2 separate regions of the Homo sapiens genome follow, and region 1 is linked to region 2. The links are chromatin loops, found by intact Hi-C in ENCODE. Cell type or tissue: PC-3. All regions are shown on one strand. Links, peaks and the distances in the headings refer to the core of each region. The heading gives the core; the rest is flanking DNA.

Evidence for each region. Hi-C counts contacts between places; a loop is a spot of excess contacts. Peaks named below come from ENCODE experiments on the same cell type or tissue, not always from the same donor. Only the 100,000 strongest peaks of a DNase experiment are listed, where the experiment ranks them.
Region 1: a loop joins it to region 2, with 4 times the contacts of the local background. A loop is called at or near these places in 6 of 110 quality-filtered maps.

Annotation. Positions count from the first base shown.
Region 1 is chr2:209,574,320-209,582,667 of GRCh38, forward strand. It overlaps MAP2 (microtubule associated protein 2), which reads left to right. Exons shown (of 16, transcript NM_001375505.1): 3 at 5,717-5,781. Among named protein-coding and RNA genes, the nearest start is that of MAP2, 150 kb to the left of the region's middle. In PC-3, for the core only: CTCF peaks have their summits at 3,259 (motif pointing left) and 3,460; no DNase peak of the experiment used is centred there; H3K4me3 peaks cover 730 bases.
Region 2 is chr2:210,190,687-210,199,034 of GRCh38, forward strand. ACADL (acyl-CoA dehydrogenase long chain) reads right to left here. Exons shown (of 11, transcript NM_001608.4): 9 at 4,525-4,652; 10 at 2,118-2,204. Among named protein-coding and RNA genes, the nearest start is that of KANSL1L, 23 kb to the left of the region's middle. In PC-3, for the core only: a CTCF peak has its summit at 4,970 (motif pointing left); no DNase peak of the experiment used is centred there; H3K27me3 peaks cover 925 bases.

The sequences.
Region 1 (8,348 bases), core at 237-8,236, 620 kb before region 2:
ATGTTTTTCTTTCTGTGTCTAATGTACTACACTTAGCATAATGTCCTCCGGGCTAATCTACATTGTGGCAAATGGCAAGATCCTGTTCTTTTTTAGAGCTGCATAGTATAGATACACACACACACACACACACACACACACAGACACAGAGATTATGGTTTCTTTATCCATTCATCCATCTACAGACACTTAGATTGTTTACATATCTTAGCTATTGTGAATAATGCTGCAATAAACATGGGAGTCATTTTGTACAACTCACGCTACCCAATCCCGCATCCATGTATAGCTTCTCTAGGTATTAGGTTGAACCATTTGAAATTGGCATTTTGTAGGTAAAAAGTAATATAATTTTATCATTTTGTATATCTAAGACTAATGTGCTGATTATGACACTTTTTGTCTTTTTTGACCAAAATATATTTTTGTGTGGACCAACTTTGTTGGAAGAGAAAATGTCATCTATAGTAAATAAGGCAAAACAGTGTTCAGTGATTTTGGATATCATGATAATTTGTAAAATACTTACACATCTGCCTATTTGATTTAGAATAACAAACTCAAGAATACTAGGGGAAAGCATAAGTATTATTTCTATTATAAATTTTTGAAAGTACAAATTTTAGTAAGTGTAGTCATATCTCTACAAAGGTCATTCCAAAATATTTTGGCCATGAGGCAGCATTAATTTGTCAAATTTTATTTTAAAAATCTAAAAATTATAATTTAGCACATTTTAATACCAAGAGAAGGCATGATTTATCAAACAAACTCTTTCTGAGCATTTAAAAGCTGATAGCCCCATGCTAGGTACTTTGCAGAATTCAAAGAGAGTAGGAGACAAGTCTCTATTTAAAATAAATTTACATCCTATAATAGAAATTATAAAACATATTGATTACAAAATATATGGCAAGGAAGGCCGGGTGCGCTGGCTCATGCATGTAATCCCAGCACTTTGGGAGGCCAAGGCGGGCGGATCACGAGGTCAGAAGATCGAGACCATCCTGGCTAACACAGTGAAACCCCGTCTCTACTAAAAATTCAGAAAACTAGCCGGGCGTGATGGCGGGTGCCTGTAGTCCCAGCTACTCGGGAGGCTGAGGCAGGAGAATGGCGTGAACCCGGGAGGTGGAGCTTGCAGTGAGCCGAGATCGCGCCACTGCACTCCAGCCTGGGCAACAGTGAGACTCCATCTCAAAAAAAAAAAAAAAAAAAAAAAAAATACATATATATGTGGCAAGGAGTCGCTTACAAATAAAAGGCAATATTTTTAAGAAAGACTGAATATATAGAATAGGGAAGACAATATGGAATACAAAAACTTCTCTTGTGTTTAGACATTCCAATTCATCCACTAGTGTGATTTTTCATATTCAGTCATTTAAAAAACATGTTTGAGTGCCAGTACGCTCCAGGCACTGTTTTAGGTGCTTTGGATACCAGTGTCCCAAACATGTAAAAATGACTGCCCTCGTGGAACTAGCGGGGTGAAGTTAGAAGTAAATAAGAAAAGTTTATGCTATGATAAGTGCTATGGAAAAAAGTAAAATGCAGCAGGGAATGAAAAGCCATGGAAAGGGCATGGTTGCAACTTTCATTATGGTAGTTAGGAAAGCCCTGGTTGGAAGATGATCTATGAGCAAAGGCTTTAAGGAGGTAAGGAAGATAAGTCTCCATTATTCATTCCTGGAGAGTTTAGGTAGTCATACACAAATACGCAGACCAATATATTTAGGGAATGAAATCAAAGTTATTTCAGAAGAGGCACAGGGGTGAATTAACTAAATTTGGGAGTATAGCTAAATCAGATTCTTAAAGATCAGGCATCTACAATGAAGCAGATATGACAGAGGGGTGGAGTCATAGTATCTCATCAAAGTGAGAAAAGGAAGTGTGAAGTTAGGTTTCTGCTAATTTATTTATTTATTTATTATTTTGAGAGACGAAGTCTTGCTCTGTCGCCCAGGCTGGAGTGCAGTGGTGCGATCTCGGCTCACTGCAACCTCCACCTCTTGGGTTCAAGAGATTCTCCTGCCTCAGCTTCCCAAGTAGCTGGGACTACAGGCATGCACCACCACACCCAGCTAATTTTTGTATTTTTTTTTTTAGTAGAGATGGGGTTTCACTATGGCCAGGCTGGTTTCAAACTCCTGACCTCAGGTGATCCACCCACCTCAGCCTCCCAAAGTGCTGAGATTACAGGCATGAACCACCATGCCTGGCCTTCTGTTAACTAATTTATTAAATGAAGTGTCTTGAAAAGGAAATCCTGTTTCCCACTTTTTTTCCATTCCCAGAACCTGTAAAGAGTCTGAAAAATATGTATGTGTGCCATCACAATTGATTGAATGGATGAATGGTGGTAATCCAAGGTCTAAAATACTGTCAGACAGAAGAAGGGTAAGGCAAGCATCAGTTTAGGCTTTTGGGCATAAATATGAAAAATCTAAAAATTCACAGAAGTATCTCAATTGTCGGTTGTCTTGTATTCTTAGAATATGACATACCTAAGGGCAGTAATTATGTTTCACATATGGTACTTACTCCATGTTGGAAACAATTGGGAAAAAAAGAAAAGAAAAAGAGTGTACCAACTCATTCTCATGTACTGAACTAGGTATCCCTAAATATTAAATGACCTCCAGAGAGTATTAAATGTTTTTGGAAGCTGTGCTATTTTTTTAGACTGACCAGGACCCTGTTATGTGCTTTCATGATAGAATATGATTCATGTTCCCAGACATAAGTCTTAGGCATCATTTTTTATGTTCAGAAGTGAACAGAAGACAATACATTAAAATAAAGCATTCACTTTGAAAAATCACCTCATTATCCAAAATCACTGAAGAAAAATAGACATTTAACAGGGAGATTATATTTAAAGGGGCATTTTTTTTTTTGCGGGTCGGGGGAAGAATTCTAACCAGTATGTAGGATTCACTAAAACCTGAAATCTCTTGTGATTATTACCTGTGGTAGTCATACATTTTCAAAATGTGATTTATTCATTTTATAGCTACATACTGGGGAGAGAGGATGATGATGGTGGCAGCAACTGTCTTTTAGACATCAAAAAAAGCAGTATGACCCTATCTATAGATGAGTTAATCCAAAAGCATTGAATCATATAAACTGAATATTGAAAGAACAGTTTGGAAAGAAAATAAAAACAGTAAAATATGAAGGTCAAAATTCTAGCCACATTTACTGAGTAGTTTAGAAAGATTTTAAGAAATTTTGCGCCCTCCAGTGGTTGTTTTGGAATGAATTATTATCATTATTATTGTAATTTTTAATTTTACCTGGGCTTTCCATTTTCCAGCTTCATTGTTTTTGGTAACCCAGGAAAGTTTAACTTGTCTATACCTAGAAGGTGCCTTGGGAGACCGACTCAATTTGATTACCCAGTTTTATGCTTGCAGAAATAATGAGGCCAGTAATGATAAGAGTGCCTAGTATGTAATGATGAAGTTCAGGCTCAACAAGATAGGTTCACAAAAGGGCAATCATGCTTGATTTATCTGATTGCCAGACTGGAAATGAAAGAAAAGCAGTGACATAATTACCCCAGATTCCTCAGACCTCAAATACAATCCAGCACAGATATTTGCAAAAGTCTTCAGAATGATTGCAATGCATTTTAAAGAGGGACATACATCACTGCTGTAGCAAATACAAGAAGGTTTAAAAAATCAAAGACAAAGGATGTTTCTGGAATCTGTATTGCTTGCAAACAGAACAAAAGAGAGCAGGGAAAGAAAGTCACTTGGTGAGAGAAGAAAGGCAGAGGATTGAATCAGGAAACGCTGCGGGTGCCTGGGTTTTGTGACCTTGGTCATATTCTTTGGGCCTCAGCTTTCTCACCTATGAAACAAAGGATGTGGACTAGGCTAAGTGGTTCCATGAAGCCAGTATTTGGATAGAGGCAAGGGGTAGCAGAATTGATCTCATACAAAAGAACTGTAGTTTGAATATTTATGAAAGCAAAATTAGCTAGTGATTAAAAAATGGGGCAGAAAGGTGGCTCAAGGAGAATGCAAATTTATCTTAATTCAAAATACAGTATAAAACTGATGGAGGCGATTCTTTCAAGAAGGAAAAAAAAAAAAAGAAACATATCATCTGTCTCTCAATTTCCTTCCCTGTAGTCTCATTCTCTCTTCTCTGCCATCATATTTTTTTTTTCTTGACTTTCTGTTTCCAGTAACCATGGTGATGCTTCTTCCCAGCAACCTTCTTCACAGCTGGCCTTTTTGGTTCTCATCGAATTTTGCTCCATTCACTGGTTCAGGTTGCTAACAATGCTGTAAAAATTAACTTATTTATTGACATTTTTCTCCTTCCCTTTTCCCCAGGAAATAAATGCAGGAAATTATTCCACACTTAACCTCCCTACACAAGGGCACTGTAAAATAGGGATATTCAACTGCTAATTTCAGTTGCTAACATGGAGGGGATACAGATTATGCCAAAGATTGAATTCTCTGCCTGGGCCCTCAGGGACTGAAAAGCCCCAGGACCAAGCTGGTTGCCACCTCCTTTTGCTTTTGTATGTAAATAGATTGCCCCCAGAAATCACATATCGGCCCTGGTTTTCTAATTCTCTGTTTTTTTTTTTTCTTTTTCTCTTGTAAGGAAAACATGGCCAAGTGCATAATTATAACTGTTAAAAGGGTATTGAATTTTCTGTAGGAAAATATACATAAATATATGCATTTCTTTAATGAAGATATTTATTTTGGAATATAAATAAGCAATATGCGATAGTTAAAAATATTGTAATTATCTGCCAATGACAAAACATCAACAAATCTCTGATGTCCTTAATGCAGATAATAAAAATTCCCATAAACTAGTATTTAGTCATGTCCAGTTTGTGTAGCTTAACTTGTTTGTAATCCTATATGCCTGAAAACTGTTTCTCTATTTAAGCGGTGTGTGTGTGTGCGTGCGTGCGTGCGTGTGTGTGTGTGTGTCTGGCATTAACACAAAGGAGACCAGATGATGACATTCATAGGCTGATAGACTCGACTCCTGGGGACACACTTGGATGGAGGCAATTAAAATGCCTGTCAGGCATTTGGTACCAGAAGCCCCTATGGCAAACCGCTAAATCGTAAGTGAGGGCTGCATCCTATTGTCAGTGAATGATGGCGGAGCTGAGTGGCTTGTCATCATTCTCGAAAATTCTGAGACTAGTGAGCTCTCTCCCTCTCTCCCACTCGCCTTATTTTCCTGTTCGCCACTGCGGGGACTTCTAATTTGCAGCTTCCCTTTCCCCGGCACACACAGACACGAGCTGGTGGCTTGCAGACTGCGTCTGTCTGGAGCTAGAGAGCCAGAGAGCCAGCCTGTGGGGATAATGCTCCCGGAGAAGGATTCTGCAGCAGTTCTCAAAGGCTAGACTTGAGTGGTATTGCTGCATATGCGCTGGTAATGGTTTGGGGCTTTTAATTTTATTTCGTTTCATTTTCAATTCGTTTTTCATAGGATGTGCTTTATGTAATCTCAGAGTAAAGATCTTTTAAAATTCATTATTGAGCTTCCTAAATATTCAAGTACTGCATTTTTTTTGTGCTACAGACCTCCAGGCATAGATTTATTATTTGAGTATAAAGAATGCATTTGCTTACTGGTGAGTTATAATTTTTGATATTTAGTTAACAAATCCATATATATATATATATATGTTTCTTTTGTTTTGTTTCGGTAGATTCTTCAGCTTGTCTCTAACCGAGGAAGCATTGATTGGGAGCTACTCATTCAGAAAATTAAAAGGTACCACATGTTTTGTTTGGATGTTTTAATGAGGGAAAATCAGGGGAGAATTGGAATGTTTTTATTTAAATTAATTTATCTATGATTGGTCTTTTATCCTTAAGCTTAAGTTGATCATTGTCTATTGCATATACCATTTTCTATGCAGATACTTCTATTATCTAAGGTTGTTTTGATTAGAGGATGACTAAAGAATTGTGTCTTTTGCCTATGTTGCAAGTTATTAACAAATATCAACATGTTTGGCTTATTTGGAGATTTTATCATTGTAATGTTTTTTTTAAAGTCCAAAATTCTCCATCTAAATGAAAATTCATTAATTTGAATTTAAGAGAAATATGCTAAGTAATGATTTTATCTGAACAAATCCTGCTAAGTGATTTATTAAAATGGTTAAATGAAATGCCTTGCCCTTCCCAGGTAGAATGGGTGCTAGAGACGAAAGCCCAGGAATGACTCAGTATTGTTGGCTTTACAAATAAAATATTGTAACTTCTTTATTGACATTTCAGTCTTTAAAATGGACATATTTAAAGGCCGAGGTTGTTAGTTCTTAAAAGAAGTTATTTTACATTTGCTTTATTTGGAATTGACAGCATAAGAAAGTAATCCTTCATCTTGCCATGAATGCACTTGAATCCACTTGATCCTGGGCCTCATGCCTTACATGAAAAACATTAATTTTGAAATTCAGCATCAGGATATATATTGATTTGAGATGGCAATTATGGATATTACCTTTTCTTTAAGACCGTCTTTAACTTTAATACCTGTTAATATCAATAAAACCTATATTTGTAATTTGCCTTTAAAAAATGGAAGACATTTTCTGCCCTGCTGAGAAGAAAATCAGTAATACCTTTTAAGCCTTTCCTTGGGATCTATGTATAATATTTCCTCTCAAGACTGTCAGTCCGAAGCATTTTACACAATAAATTTAATTTTTGAAAAATATACCTGAAAATAATGTCCAACTACTGACACTGAAATATTATAAGTATGTGAGTGTACACCTGTGAGTGTGAATATTTGTAGCAGGTGAAGGAGAGTAATACATTGTCCTTTGTTAATATCTGCAATGTATAATCATGAGAACCTTAATTTATTCATTCCACAAGCACTTCTTAAGAGCCTTGCTGCTGTGGGTAATTATTGTGAGAGAGAGAGGGAAGGGGTAGATGACACTGTCCTCAGCCTTCTAGAGTGTAGGCAGCATCACATAAAGATTTTTGAACAGGAGAATGAATTCGTTAAAATAAATTAGTGTGGTCTGAGAAAGGAAATTGCATTATTTCAGATATTGAACAAAAGCTAATACTAGTCTTGAGACACATAAAATTATATTGCACTTCTTCTTCAGAAATTACTCAGTGGAATCGTGTATGAAATCCCCCAAACAGGATTATTTCACCTAGATATTGTAAAACTCTTGAGACCATTCTCTCTTTTTAGATTTCACTCAAAGTAAGTGAAAATATTTATGTTTGGTGGAAAAAAAATCTATTTGGTATTTGCCCATCTGATTAAATCCAGAGAGCATATATTTCACATGAAGATCTATTTCCTAATCTTCAGACTCATTCAGCAACTCATTATATTAATTTTGAACTTTAGGATATGTGTATGAATTGGAAAAGGGTGAAATTATTTAACTGCTAAAAAATGACTCCAATGCGTTGTCAATAGGAACTAATAAGTTCTGTTATGATTTGTCTGGATATTGGAGAAGGGGCATACAATCTCACCAACAGGCCTCTGGCATCTAAATTTTGGAGGACCAGTTAAAAATTCATCTAGCGGTATGCTGACAAAATGCATATAATAAAAAATGAGTTTATTAAAATAGTAGGTTGGGTGATTAAAGCAGAACAGAATTTGACTACTAGAGTCAAATTCTGGGACCTATATCATGGTTTTTCTAGTCAATATTGTGGTGAGTTAATTCCTTTACTGATTTCACTCATTTTTTTCACTTACATTTTTAACACATAGTATAGTGCCTGGGTCACAGTAGGAATTCAATAAATATTTATTTAATTATTTCACAAATAAATGAATTTGTCAGCATTTTCCCCTATTACTTTTTTGTTCTTGCCTTTCTTAAAATTATACACTGTGAAACAGACATCTGGTCATTTTTTTTTTAGTTACCCAAAATATTCATTACATGTTTCTAATAAATAATAATTAGATCATTACACTGGATATAAAAGTGACAAACCATGTATAGAAATTTCTTTAGGCTGTACGGAATAGGATTTTTCTGGTTTTAGATTAAAACGGAAAGAATTCTTGAAATGTCCCCTTTCACTTTCATCAGCTGGGGGAAATATGCCAAACTGCAGCCTGAGCTTTGCTTATGGACGCTTCCTAAATACTACTCCCAGGCTTGACATTGTTTATTGCTTTTCATGTCTTTGGCCAAGATTTTGCTGCAGCAAAGGGGAGGAGGCCTTTCCCCCCATCCCCTTTCTATAAATGTAATATGAGAAATGATGTCATACTTACCAGTCCATAATGAGCAACAAAGCATTTAAGGATAGATAGATAGATAGATGATAGATAGA
Region 2 (8,348 bases), core at 223-8,222:
GACCAGTTATTAAAGAAGACAAAAACAAAAAAACAAAATAAAAAAGCAGAGAAAACACCTCTTATCTATGAAACCAACCCTCAGCAACATATATATAAACTAATGTAGTTTAGTCTGGGGGATATAAGAAACACAATTAGAAGATTTTTCTTTTTTTATCAAATCAAAATCTATACATTACATCCACATATTGCCAATGTGTCTATGTGGCTTTTTTGTTGTTGTTGTTGTTGTTTGTTTTTTTTTTTTTGAGACAGTCTCACTCTGTCGCCCAGGCTGGAGTGCAGTGGCGCAATCTCGACTCACTGCAACCTCCGCCTCTCGGGTTAGAGCGATTCTCATGCCTCTGGAGTAGCTGGGACTACAGGCACCTGCAACCACGCCTAGCTAATTTTTTTGTATTTTTAGTAGAAATGGTGTTTCGCCATTTTGCCCAGGCTGGTCTTGAACTCTTGACCTCAGGTGATCCACCCGCTTTGGCATCCCAAAGTGCTGGGATTACAGGAGTGAGCCACCGCACGTGGCCTCAGTGGCTTTTTTGATATTAGGCGATATATGGGAAGAGAAATAGCAGTCTAGTTTAAAAATTGATACAATCTTTGAACTAACAAACTGGCCAAGAAAGGTGATTATTGTTTCTTAAAGAGAATATAAGTCTCTCAAACTGAAACCAGAGATTTCAAATAAGCCATCAATCTACATTGTTTGCTTGGTACCAACTTGAAGGAGTTGACTCCGAGAAAACAGAGACCAAGGCTTATGCCACGCTCTAATCTTAAGCCATTTAGATGATTGCCTTCTCCCCACCTAATAGGCCTTTCTTAAATGTGAACTAAACCACACAAACATTGAGCCACTACATAGCTTCTGTTCTTAATGTAATTTTAGTAAAATATTTTTTCTAAGGACTATAAGCATATTAAATGTTTCCAATTATACTTACCAAAAAGATAAATTTGAAATCATTAGGCTGCCAGTTTGAATGTAGGTTTCATAATTTTTCCCTTTAGATACTTTATATTAAGATAATCTTAAAACATTTTTAGAAGCCTATAGCATTCTTACTCTCAGATTCAGAACAAACTGAACTTTTCTGTATAAATAAAAAATTTCCTTGGGAAAATTTTCTAAACCAAAATCATTGCTAAATAATCAGAAAAATATATTTTCTAGGGTGATGAGGAAAAAAAGCTATGGGGAGACTTCTGAGGCAAAAGACTGTTAGGAGAAAAGGAAATTCTGGAGATTGAGGAAGAAATATGAATGGGGACACTGCCTATTTACAAATTAGTACTGCTTCAAACTGATAAGAATATTCATATATGATAAAAAGATATATTTGATTTCTTTCAATTTGAAGGAAATAAATCTATTTAGAAAGAAGATTTTTAATTTTTTTAGAACAAAACAAATAATCAGATATTTAAGATATGTGACAACTTAGATCCTTTTCATATGCCAGTTAATTTTTCTGTATTGCTTTTTTTTTTTTTTGGTTTTAAAAAAAAAGTAGTATTTGGCCGGATGCAGTGGCTCACGCCTGTAATCCCAGTACTTTGGGATGCCAAGGCAGGCAGATCACTTGAGGCCAGGGGTTTGAGACCAGCCTGGCCAACATGGCAAAACCACACCTCTACTAAAAATACAAAAAAATTAGCCAGGTGTCATGGCACGCACCTGTTAATTCCAGCTACTCTGGAGACTGAGGCACAAGAATTATTTGAACCTGGAAGGTGGAGGTTGCAGTGAACCCAGATCATGCCACTGTACTCCAACCTGGGTGACAGAGCGAGACTGTCTCAAAATAAAATAAAAAATAAAAAAATTAAAAAATTTTTGAAAATACTATTTGTCCTTCTACATAAGGATTCAAATAAAGCCAAGGATCAAGCTTTTGTTTATTGGTCTCTTTACTTTATTTAAGAAAAATAAAATCCTAGTAGGGAGTTGATAAAAAAAAAGCTGTTTCCATTTGCTTGAATACATTTTGTCTGTATTCAGCTGAAAAATTCAAAAGATTGCACACCTCCTTTCCCTCTACATTTGATGTACAAAGTAAAGAAATTTTCCTTTTTCTTCACATCATAAAGAAGAGTGTATCAGAAAACTATACTTACTTTGCAATTGGGTACTCCCACATGTATCCCCAACCTCCATGGAGCTGTACACAGTCGTAAGCTACACTATTTTGTAACTCAGATGCCCTAAATGACCAAAATAAAAGGCAGAAAAGAAATGTTTGAAATGGATTTTCATGAGGTGCTTCAAAACCAGAAAACTAATTATTTACAATTGTTTAAATGTGCACATTTATTAAGCAATTAGAACGGCATATTAGCTAAGCAAAGAAGATAAAAATTACATATGAAATATATTTCAAGAGAATTTTCATATAAGAGTACCTTTTTCATTAATTATATTTCTTGCTAGGTTTTTGTTAGGCTAGAAACAAAAGGTAGAAAACTCAGATGATTAGATTTTGGCTATTTGAGGCTAGAAAAACATGCAGTAAAGACTTGAATATGTTCTAATTTATTTGGATTCTCTATATGATCTAAATTACTCAGCCACCTAGTTCTTTTTGCCCTTGTAATATGCATTTTTTCTCCAATGATGTCACTTTCTACTTGAAGATCACGATTCTGAATTTCAGTATAAAAAAGCAATTTTTTAGGGTTCTGACTTTTCAGAAATAAATTGAAGATAAAAGTGAAAACCTAAGAGGGCAGACTAACAAAGTATATGCTATCATATAGGAAACATTAGAAAATTATATAGAGATTATTATTCCTGAAGTGTATGTATTAGTATTATATATAATGTTTGTATACATAAACATGCAGTGCTTGAGAAAAATTCTTTTCTGATAATATCACAATTCTATCATTAAAATTCATGATAGAGATTTTATTCACCTTAACATAAAAATACATTAGTTCAAAATTCTTTTCTACTTATTTTTCTTTTCTTTCTTTCTTTTTGTTTGTGAGTCTGTTTTAGTGATGGAGTCTCACCCACTCTAGGGCCTAGGTTGGGATACAGTGGCACAATCATAGCTCATTACAGTCTTGAACTCCAGGGCTCAAAGGATCCTCTCACCTCAGCTTCTCAAGTAGGAGTTACTACAGTGGCAAGCTACAGCACCCCACTACTTATTTTTCAATAGTGGGAAGCATAAAGCAAAAATAAGGGTAGATACTTCTTTTTATTTAAAATAATTTAAAACTCAGACCATACGACAGGTGAGGATATTTCTAAGCAATATATTAACAATATAATTATTAATAGACAAGACTTTGGGGACAATAATATTTGGATTTCTCTAATTTTTTATATTTGGCAAGTATTTTAGTGAAATATTTACTGGGCTATAACTAGTTGCCTCCTGTGTTTCAGTGTGAAATATGAGCATGTGTATAAACCTGAGGTTTTCAAATAACAAGGTCAATGGCTATCCAAACTTCTCTTTTTCCAAAAATATGTAAATTTTTTTTACACTTTTTGCCACTAGTCAAAGAACTTCTTGTAAATGTAAATATAAAAAGTCTCCTCAAAAGTGCAAGTTTCTGAAAAGTAATTCCACATTATTTTTCAACCTGGCAATTTTGTTATTATGGGATCATTATATAAAGCACAAAATATTTCCCCTGTTCTACCTGTGATTGAACTGAACACAAGTTAATGAATAATGACAGGAATTTATTCTAAGTTACTCTTGGGCTAATGATATGGGAGAATGTTTGTTTTTAAAAAGAGGAAACCAAATCTACTTCCAGAATCTGATTTAGACTGTATATTCTAAAATCTTAAAATATACAAAAGTCTGACATACAGGGATGTTTTTTCATTCAACTCATCTTTAACACCATTGCTAATAATCTTTAATTCAAATCGAAGTCTTTCTAAACTTAATAGGATTTTTATTCTCCTTTCACTTAATAGAGCCTGTGAAACTTTGATTGGACAGCCAGTTCTTCCTGAATTTTTTCTTAAAATTGGAAAGCACCTTAAATAGAAAAATCCTGTCCAACTTAGTCATTTCACAGATAACAAAAACATTTTCCTGGATGGAATTAAGTTTAATTATAGTTATTTAATAAAAGAATTTGGACTCTATCTCAAGACTCCTAAGTTTTACTGTTCCCTTTCAGCCTCACTATACTGCCACTCTTCAGATAATTTGAAATTAAACTATTACTTGAATGAATGAATCAGTCATCCTATCAATATCACTCTTCATTTTCCCACTCTTAATATTTTATTTTCAATAGCAAGTTAAGAATTAAATACTAACTTTGCTTGCCTATTAGGATAAAAAAATTAAATACCAACTTGAAACATTTTTAGCACATTATACATATGCTTAATGGAACTTTTTAGCATTTTTTTTTAAAGTGGAGTCTCACTTTTATTTTTCATTTCACAGATTTCTTCCTTTAAGACCCTCAAGGCTGAGCTTAAAATTGGCAGAATTCCATATCAGTCTGAGCACACACCGCACTCTAATTACTGTAGCATGCATACCAATATTTCGCCATGCAAGCAGTGGCGGAGTCCAAACGTTTCGCTTCATGCAGCTGGAGACAGTTGTCCACAAATGCTCGGGTTACACATATATGTGTTTTTAATTCTGCTAATTTATGTTGCACTGTCTTGAATTTAAAGGAAATAAAAGAAAAAAGTGAGCATGGTAGAAATATAAACTTCAACCCACTTAACATATCAGAAATTATACAATAAAAGATCTTTAGGGCAAACAAAAGTGGAATTGTTGGTTTTTTCCTCCATAAAAATGGCATTTGTTACCAAATCAGCTTAAATTTAAAACTCACTATATTTCAGTGCTAAGGAAATTTGTACTAAAAGATGCAAAAATAGTTTAAAACATAAACAATGTCTTGTTTCAGATTGTAAAATTTAGACGAGGCAAAATTCTTGAAAAACAGCATGACTTTAATGTGTGAGCACCATCTTGTGGTACAGTTATTTAGGTACAGCCGTTGAAAACACCTGTTGCTTTTTCCTCCAGAGATTAAATCCTTGAAGATTTTTTTCTTTATTAATGAAATTAAGTATACAGATTTTGCTACTCTGCTTCTAACATCTGGAGGGACAAGGGGTTTCTATATATGTTCATAAACATCAAAATATAAGGTATTATTTAATATTGCACAGTATTTAATCTAGATCTGTAGAAAGCAATAGAATAAAATCAGAGTACTAAAGAGATCAAAATCCAGTACCCTCATCCTCTTTCATCCCTTCACATTATCCCTTCTGATATGGTTTGGCTCTGTCCCTACCCAAATCTTATCTTGAATTGTAGCTCCCATAATCCCCACATGTTGTGGGAGGGACGTGGTGGGAGATAATTGAATCATGGGGGTGGGTTTGTCCCATGATGTTCTTGTGATAGTGAGTAAGTCTCATGAGATCTGATGGTTTTATAAAGAGTGGTTCCCCTGCACACGCTGTTTTGCCTGCTACCATGTAAGATGTGCTGTTGTTCCTCCTTCACCTTCCGCCATGATTATGAGGCCTCCCCAGCCATGTGGAACTGTGAGTCCATTAAACCTCTTTTTTTTTTTTTAATAAATTACCCAGTCTCAGGTATTTCTTCATAGCAGTATGAAAATGGATGAATACACCTCCCGTACCTCTCAATAGCTTGTTTAGCAGTCTCTAGCTTGGACTGAATGGTCTGGGATTATCAATGTTAATATAGCTATGTACCTACCTCCTCCTACTGGCCATGGACAACCCATTAGCATTTTTGGAAATCATTCTATTTAGACCATTCTCAATTGTTGCTGACTGTCCTTGCTTCAATCAAGCTTTATTTCATTCCTGACTCTAGGCTCTCACACTCTGAACTTGGAGTGTATATCTGTTCTCTTTGGCACTGACTCTTGAGCCTCCCTCAGGAAATTGGCTTGAACTTGAAATACTGGGTTCCCACTTTGGGTAGCTCCAAAAGTATACTCCATTCTAGTTGATTTCTTAGGTCCAAGGCCCAGATATGGTCAGCTGGCCTATCTTCTTTGTGAAAATTCAGATAGAAACAGTTCTGATCATTCTGCTGTGAAATGAGTAAGAACTTCACTGTGGCTAATAGCATATACATGGAAAGTTACAGGCAAAGGTGGTGCAGTGAAACTCAAACTAGAAATTAAACACATCCCACCTAGGTACTACCAAGTCCAAAGCCACAGCTGTGTTCTCAAAGGAGGGTGGTGGGACACATTCTCAGAAGATACATGGTCTGCTTTTAATGCTGGCTACAGCAATTCTCAAGTTATAAAACTGATTCTTTCACTGTCATTGTTGGTTGGGACAGTTTTGATACTTACCATTTCTGGAAAAGAGTAGAATGGGAGTGTAAAAAGACCCAGGACCAAGCAAGACCAGGGTGTATCAGGTGGAGTAAAGCTCTGAGGGGCAGATTCCTTACAGGTATATCAACATAACTACTGTGCTGATGAAAACTCCAACTGACTGTCTTTCCCCTGGTTTTATTTCACCCTGTTCTAGAAACAGAGAATGTAACTGGCATCGAATGATTCCAAAACTAAGCAATGAGAAGGTTGGCACCCCACTCCTTCCATCTCTGTATTCTGGCCTCTAGTTCTGAACATGCTGGGTCACATCAAAACTTTCTTCCCCGCTTATTGTTTCCCTTAATTTTTTCTATCTCCATTTCTATTCATCATATATTTAATTAGGTCAAATATCTACCCTTTAATCAGCACAAAGTTTCCCACTCCCAACCCACACATTGAAGTTTACTCTTAGACAATATAAAGATGGAACAAAAAAAGAAAAAAATAGGCAAATAATCTATATATCGAAAACAGATGAGTATTCCATGAAAATCCCTGAAGATGGTTTCTAAGCCTACTCCTAGTTTAGTTCAATGACACTATGTATGACACTTTATTTGGAAAATAAGGGTGGATCCAACAAGTCTCAAGATATTTTTTTGCCTACATGATGCCACATTTGGGAATTTATGCACTGTCTTTACAATATGAAAGAGTAAAGATATCTAAGCCTGATTCTCTCATACAAGAGTCATTCCTTTGTAAATGCTGGAAACTTCTAGAAGCTGAAGTAAAACTTCAAACCAGAATGGAATGATTTAGAATTCTTGCATCAGTGCATTCAGTGAAGTCCAGAGGTCTGAGAGAATAATGTCTCCAAGAGTACATAATTTACTCTCTGAGGATAAAAAGATTAAATATTTACATATTCTTGCCATTGGGTTGAGCGTTACTAAACAGATTTGGTCTTTGCTTTTCACTGCAGACACTGCATTATGCTTTCTGAAATCATCCTCTAATCAAAGGCAACTAAAAATTAGACCACACATTACTAGTCAAGTGCTCTTAGTGAATGATCGACAAGGTCATAGCAGTATTTTTAAGTCATTTATATTTGTTAATAAATAATACTGCAGCTAGCATTAAAAATTATTCTGAAGTTACTAAGTGGGCTGGATGGAGTCTTTTTCAGAGTTCTGAATGACAGAATTCTTAGAATTATGGAAATGGAGAACACCTTGGAGAGGTTATCTAGCCCAGTATTCATTTAAACAACAGCATCAGTTGCTCTCACATATTATGGTTAAAATATAAAATGAAACACACTAGGTTTGCTATTTGATAGTTAATTAGTCCCATGCTCAAGGTCTTAAAAACTGGATATTCCCATTTTAGACACATGTCAAGAAGAAGTATTATTTTTTTCCTCTCTATTCCTCTCCCTAATTCTTTATGCCCTTAGAATTAAGAACACATACCACACAGGAAATGACTAACCAAGAGCTCTCATTAGATTAGAAAAAACATTCCATTTTCACTTCGTTGCCCACTGAGTGAAGGAAATAGGAAAAGAAAAAAGGCCCATCTGCTTTGCACTTCTGGGCAGTAATAACAGTATATAGGTAAAGAGTGTAGGTTCTGGAATTAGAATATATGTGTAATTTGGGGCAAGTTACTTAACCTCTCTATACCTTAATTTCCTTAACTGTAAAATAAAAATAATTAAAATACTTATATAGATTTGTGAAGAAAAAGAATGAGACCATTCACTTAGCAGTGTCTGGCAGATAGGGAGCAGTCAAGCAATAATATCCATTATTATTTAACATCTGGATTTTACTGTTTTATTGTCTATTCCGCAAAAAACCATAAGATCGACATAAACTATGGAGAGCATAGATTTTAAAAATCCTAATAATTATTGCTACATCCATACGTAGGTTTCTATTCTAAAAAGAAAATAAATTTTGTGACATGCATTTCAACTGGTCAGAAAGCCCCAAAATGTCCAAAATTCAAGGATAACAA